Regions from separate parts of the Homo sapiens genome. Here region 2 is linked to region 1. Evidence: chromatin contacts called from ENCODE Hi-C data. All regions are on one chromosome and are shown on one strand. Each heading gives the region's core, a stretch centred on a gene start or an enhancer-like site at or near the end of the contact. The rest is flanking DNA. Distances are from core to core; before and after follow the strand shown.

Region 1 (3,616 bases), core at 640-3,139:
GACTATTGCCCAGGCTGGATCACAGTGGCGCAATCTTGGCTCACTGCAGCCTCAACCTCCTGGGCTCAAGTGATTCTCCCACCTCAGCCTCCCAAGTAGCTGGGACTACAGGCACGTACCATTGCGCCAGGGAAATTTTTACGTTTTTTTTGTAGAGATGGGGTTTCACCATATTGTCCAGGCTGGTCTCAACTCCTGGGCTCAAGCAATCCTCCTGCCTTGGTCTCCCAAAGTGCTGCGATTACAGGTGTCAACCACCATGTCTGTACATGAGCCACCATGCAACATGTTTAAATAAATTTAAACAATTTATTTGTTGAGGAGAATTAAAGTTGTTTGCATTATCTTGCTACACTCCTATTCACATATCTTTCTCCATTTGTGTGTCTCAATAGAACACACAATAGAGCAATTGACTAGAAGTAGAATTGCTAGATGAAAATGTATCTCCATTAAAAAATTTGATAGTTTCAGATTTCTCACCAATGAAGTTCTATTATTGTTATTATTATCATCATCATTTTGAGATGGCATCTTGCTTGGTTGTCCAGGCTGGAGTGCAGTGGCGTGATCTTCACTCACTTCAGCCTCAACCTCCTGGGCTCACACAATCCTCCTGCTTCAGCCTCCTAAGTAGTTGGGACTACAGGCACACACCACCAGCTTGTCATATCTTTCTCAGTGAATAAAGCAACCTGTTTTGTTCTCTTTAGTTCTTTTTACTTTGAGTTCTCGATGTTTAGGATATTGATATTGTTACGAGTTTGTTTCCTCCTTCCTTTCCTTCCTTTTTTTTTTTTTTGCTTCTTTCCTTCCCTCATTCCCTCTCTCCCTTTTTTCTGCTAGTATTTTACTCTCATATATTTTTTATTCCTATTTCTGCTTTAGGTGAAACTCACATAAATAGAATATAACTTAGCTTTTAAAAACAAAATGCTCAAAATAAGAGTTTGGTTTTTATTAGGAGATGTTAACCCATAATGCATGCTGATATATTTGGATTCCTGCATTTTTGTTTTCTTTTTGCATCCTTTTTTTTGTACCCCCCCAGCAACATTTCTTGACCTTTGTTAAGAATGAGTTTTTCTCTTTGTTCCACATATTATTACTTTAATGGTTTGAAAGTTATACATTTTATTTCTATTATGTTGTTACCCCTAAGATTTTTGTTCTATTATGCATTTTGTTTCCAGTAAGAACAAAACTTTGCTACTGTTGTGAACATGGGAAATGTTTACATTGGCTGTAAATACTAGAGTTCCATTATAAAGCGCAATTTAAAGACTTCAGAATTCAGTAAAATGGTATAAATCCAAAAGGCGTAACTACAATATTTTTAACTGCAATGCAATAACAGAATATGAACCTGTGTTGTGTCCTATGATCTCTTGGACAGAGAAGCTTGGTTTTGTGATTAGCAGCAACAAATTCAACATAAACAGCTTCAATTTGCTTTAACCATCAGGTTAAAAAAAATTTAAGCTTACTGCAACCCTAAATATGGTTTCACAGTTTTAATACTTTCGGTACAACCATAACACGTAACATAGGATGTGATGTAGTAACGTAATTACTCTCACATTGGACTTAATCAGAAAGAATTTGCAGATTTTATTTTATTTATTAAAAAACCAGAAGGCAATATAGCTAAATGTTTAACATTAGTTAAAGCTGGGTGTTTGTGACATTTTTCGCTGTCCTTTTCTGTATCCTTGACGATTTCATCATTTAAGATGAAATAATGCTTTCGGGCCCACCCTGATTTGTGGAGAGCAGCTGCCGCCCCCGCCACATCAAGGAGGCGGGCTCCAGCTGACTTCACAATCACTTCCGCCGCCGCAGTCGCCGCCCGCCCCGCTGCTGTCTGGCGGGGGAGGAGCTCGGGACCGGGAGCAGCGGCTCTGGCGGTCGTGGCGGTCGGAGATCCGAGAGCTCTGCTTCTCTGAAAAGCGTGTGGCTTTCTGGACTTGGTGAGTGAAAGGCTGATTGTTTCCTCGATTCATCCGGGCGCTGGCGGTGGCGCGAGTGGCCGGGCGCGGGGCGAGTGGCCGGGCACGGGGGCGAGGATTTTGGGGGGTTCCTGGGAACTGCTTTTCAGGTTCGCCCCTCGGGAAGGGGTGGGGCGGACGCGGGACCTGACTGCAGAGTGAGGCCCATGTCCTCCATCGGCCTGTTCTGGGGCCACATCTTCCGCTGCCGGAACCCCTTTGGTGTGGCGCGGTCCCCACTCGAGTGGCTTTCATCGCTATTGGGAGGGCAGTGGTGGTCGCGGCCCTCTCCCACTTCTCCCTGCCTCTCCTCCCCTCTCCTTCCTTCTTCCCTCCTCGGCCCCTTTGCGGAGCACTCCGTGGCCTTTCTTCCCATATTTTGCTGTTGTTTTGCCAAATGGTAAATGGTTAAGATTTTTAGGTAAAAATACTGTTCCCAGGGAAAAAATTGGAAGGAAAAAATAATTATTCTCAGGGAAAACTAGACCCACGCACGCCCTTTTCTTTCATTTTCCCTCTCCCCTGCCACATCGGTTGGGGTCTCCCGTTTGAGCTGATGGCCTTTTCCCACCTCTTTTTATGACATTGCGTCCCCCCTACCCCCCACCCCCCGTGTGTCGCGAGCACGCGCCCCCGCACAGAAGCCTTCCATTGCAGCCCCCTCCTTGCCCCTCCATCCTCAAGGTTCCAGTGCTTCCCCTCCCCCGCGCATGCGCAGGCACACGCAGCACACACCCTCTCACACACCCTCACACCCTCACACCCTCCCATGCCTTCCCCCTCCTCTATCCGCCTACCACATACACACCTCTAGCACCGGCCCCCTCCCTGCTCGGCCTCTGCGTGCTCTCGCGAACACATGCCTATTCACACACCCCCTCCGGCTGCCCTCCTTCTTCCTTCCTGTCATATACACACATAAGGACATCCTTCTATCGCTGGCCAGTGACATACATATGTAGCCACATGTGCTCATTCATACCCCCTTCTCAAATGCTCTCCTCTATTGCTCTGTCTGCCACGTGTGTCAGACACAGCTCTCTTTTGCTGGTCCCTGAGGTGCACACACTCGCACTCACATAAATCCTTCTACGGGGACACAACCTGCCTCCCTGCTTGCCATATCCACACAGGCAGGCATCATTCTTTGATTGCCTGCCTCTGTTCCATCCACCTCAAGCACATCCCTCTCCAGTGCTGCGCACCCCCCACCCCCGCTTCCATTTGTGCCTGCTGCATTTGCTCACACTGACATTTCTCCATTGTTGCCTCCCATTTTGACTAACATACACACACACAAACTCTCAGACACTCCTCTCCATTGCCAACCATACACTCCTCTGCCTGTGACATACGCATAAACATGGGCATCCTTCTGTAGTTTCAGCTGCCTCACATACAGCTACACACACAAACACCTTCCCTTTCCTCATACATACACGCACCCCTCTCCTCCAAAGCCACCCCACCCATGCCTGTCATTTTCATACCCACATCCAGAATGGGTCTCATTCTAACACTCATACCCTTTCCCCCTACAAACGTAAACATCCCTCTGTTGCAGGATTACTGGTCCCCTTCCACCTGTCCCTCTCCTCTTGATAGACAGACACATAGGCACTCGTGCA
Region 2 (3,616 bases), core at 414-2,913, 4.4 Mb before region 1:
GCGCCACTGCACTCCAGCCTGGGCAAAAGAGTGAGACTCTGTCTCAAAAAAAAAAAAAAAAAAAAAAACTCAACATGTTAAAAATTGAAGCTAATATAAGGGAGGTAGCATATATATGATTTAATGTAACATGAACTCAATTGAAAGTCAAAGGGACTAGGTGAGCCATTATCAAAACCAGAGGCAGCATGACATAACAACAAAAGGCAACCTATTTTGAAAATGCAGTAAAAGATAGCATAGTTCAGAGGATGAACATGACACAGTACTCAAACTTCCAAATAGTTATGGTCCAAGCAAATAAAAATGAGGAAGCACTCTTTAAATCCCGGAGAATCATCAACATTTTTGCCTTGTAGCTGTTATGAAGTCCCTCCCCATTTTATTTTCTGAAATATTCAATTTTTCCTCAAGATTTCAATTTTTTAAAAAACCACCCTGGATAAATTTTAAAGAAATTATGCTCAGCTCCCAAAGTATTAATTTCCATATATATTTAATGCCTGTATATTTCATACTTGGGCATACAAAATCCCTTGGAGGTAAATTATCTCAGAACTGAAAAGCTTTAGAAACCATCTACTCCAAACCCTTCATTTTAGAGATGAAGAAATCAAGGCGCAGAAATGAGAAAAAGCAACCTGACCAAGGTCACAGGGCCAGTAAGAAGCAAAACCGGGACCAGCGTCTAAGAGCCCTGACTCAATCCATTTCTTTTTCTACTTTCCATAGCTGCCTCTCATCCTGAACCTCTAATCGAGTGATATATAAGGAAGGATTCGATAGGAAGAATGGATGGATGAATACGTGGGTGAATGAACATTCTATTATTATTCACAAAATATATCATGTTTCTGTTTTGAAGAATGCAAGCCTAGTTCTTGTCACATGTCACAGCAATTGCTGTTTCCCACAAAGTATCAATCTTGTCAGCAAAAAACCCTCTGGTACATCCTGCAGTTTAGAGACTGTTCACTTGCCAGCATACATACAAGAAAGGAGACTCACCCCTACTCCAATCGCTCTGGCTCCCAAACCCCTAACTTCCCTCTCCTATACTCACTCTTTACCTGGCATTGGTGCATCATATTTACATTCTCCTCACTTCCTTCACACGTATCCACCCATGGTTTCCCCATTTAGACCAGGTGTCCTTTCCTAAGTGTACGCCTCAGTCAATCAGTCAACCCTCCCCCACTCCACAGGCCCCTCGATCACTTCTCATTCCTCTGTTGCCAAATCTCAGGCATTTCAAGTCCCAAGACCCCCTCTCGCTTACACAGTGATGTGGCCGGCACCCCGCACTAATACAGGGTCGGGAGCATATCTCCGCAGATGCTCCTCGCTCACTACCCGAGGCGGGGGCGGCGCTTCCTCCTCCTCTTCCTCCTCCTCCTCTTCTTCCTCCTCCTCCTCTTCCTCCTCTTCCTCCTCATCCTCCTCGTCATCGTCGGGCCCAGATACCGACGACGACGACGACGGCGACGACGACGACGTTGCCGCTTCTTCTTCCTCCTCCTCCTCCAGTTCCGAGATGGTGTCGAACTCCGCCATGTTGGGCAGCAGGATGCTCATCACGTGACCTCGCGATCGCCGCCACGCTCCCGGAGAAGAGTTTGAACCTGCCGAGGTGCTGCAAGAGGAGGGGGAACGAAATGAAGAGAAAGAGGAGGGGTGTAGGGACAGGATTTGAGGAGACGCGCCTGCGTGTTGGGCAGACGGGGGGGTGGGGGGGCGGCTGCTGGAGGCGGGGGCACTAGAGAGGAGCAAAGTCAGTGTACGCTTGCGCAGCTCCAAGGGGAGGGGGCCGCTAGAGGTGAACTCCAAGGAGTTATCCAGGTCCGGTCTGCGGGTGCTCGCCTTAATACTGCTCTCTGAGCGTCAGCTACTTGTATTCGGGGTATCTTCTGATTTTATTGCTTATTAATTAATGCTGGGCATTATTAACCCAACTGCAGGCGGGTGAGAGAAAGCATATTGTATAAAAGTAAGGTTAGAACTTTGTCCAAAATATCTCAAGGTATATACCAATCCCTTACGTTTGTTCAGCATTACAGTTTAAAAGCCTTGCGTCATAACTTTGCCACAATCTTGGGAGGCAGGGTAAGCACTTTTATTAGCATTTTACTTAAGAGGAAACTTTTTACTACTTCTCCTATGTAATACTTAACGGAGGACTTATTAACTCAGGGACTGTGCTAAGTGCTCTGTATGTATATCTCATTTAATCCTCTGCAACCCTATGAGGTATGTATCATGATGATTTTATATTACAGATGGGAAATCTAGGTGCAGAGAAAATAAGTAATTTGTCCAGTGTCAGGGAGCTACTAAATGGGAGACCTGGTTTTAAATTTGGTGGTCTCTTCTGATTCCAGAAGCCCAGTACTCTTAACCAAAGGGCTGTACTGCCTGAAGTTGTTTGGAAAGATTTTGTAGAATGGTGCCTCTTGGGCTCTTCCTTAAAAGATGAATCAGAATATGCATGTTTGAATTTTGGAGTGTTTTTTGGGGGAGGGGGCGGATGGAGGGGGTGAAAGGAGCATTCCAACCTAAGGAAACCTTAATTAACATCATCCATTTTCCAGACACTGAGCTAGACCCTCACATACAATATTTCAGTTAACCCTTAATCCTGAGAGGTAAGTATCATTATATCTATTTTATTACATGACAAAAGTGGGTCTCAGAAGTTTAAGTAATTTATTCAAGTCTATGGTGACCTTTTGTTCAAAATTTTCCATTTTAAATGGTCTATCCTATCTTCTTTACACTCACTAAAATGTTGTGGGGATCACATATTTTGCGTATCTAAATAGTGTGCCAAACTGTTTCATACTTGGCAGCAGCACAAAAATCCATATCATTAAGACAGTAAAGTCACACAGCTGCTAAGTAACAGAACAAACACTGTAATCCAGGCATTCTAATACCAGCTTCACTGCTCTTTCTGCTACTCTACGGCTGCATCCCAATCAGATGGTGTGTCTCTGGGGAAACAGACATAGTCAAACTTTAATTTAGGATGAGCACGACATTATCAGTATAAACAAAGCATTTAATGTGTGTGAAGTAGGAAGAAATTAGTTCTGTAAGAGAAATGAATCAAACCATTATCATCAAGGAGTATGTGTTATTAAAATGAAAAGCCCATTTTTATTCAAAAGTTGGTTTATTTAGGGAACTTTAAAAATAAGTCGGAGATCGAGACCATCCTGGCTAACAAGGTGAAACCCCGTCTCTACTAAAAATACAAAAAAAATTAGCCGGGCGCGGTGGCGGGCGCCTGTAGTCCCAGCTACTCGGGAGGCTGAGGCAGGAGAATGGCGTGAACCCGGGAAGCGGAGCTTGCAGTGAGCCGAGATTGCGCCACTGCAGTCCGCAGTCCCGCCTGGGCGACAGAGCGAGACTCCGTCTCAAAAAAAAAAAAAAAAAAGTCATAACATTATCAATAAGCAACAAATTATAACTTTTTGTAGTTTAGATAACTGTATCTACTAGCCAGGAATTATAGAAGATAGAACCTTAAAATATTTTGTATAGCCTTCTGGCAAGACATATATATCTTTGCTTTTTTGGGGTGTTAATAAATGTGTCAGAGTTAAGATCAAAATTA

The links. A loop is a pair of places that touch in the nucleus more often than their neighbours do. Pooled maps may share reads with other maps.
Region 2: a pooled map shows a loop between it and region 1 (10-fold over the local background). The contact joins the promoter of CHIC1 here to the promoter of PJA1 in region 1. A Hi-C loop is called at or near these places in 7 of 50 pooled maps.

The regions. Positions count from the first base shown.
Region 1 is chrX:69,163,726-69,167,341 of GRCh38, reverse strand. PJA1 (praja ring finger ubiquitin ligase 1) reads left to right here and starts at 1,889. Exons shown (of 2, transcript NM_001032396.4): 1 at 1,889-1,970.
Region 2 is chrX:73,561,244-73,564,859 of GRCh38, reverse strand. CHIC1 (cysteine rich hydrophobic domain 1) reads right to left here and starts at 1,663. Exons shown (of 6, transcript NM_001039840.4): 1 at 1,280-1,663. The coding sequence starts at 1,575. It also overlaps the pseudogene MAP2K4P1. RefSeq lists a silencer at 1,684-1,743.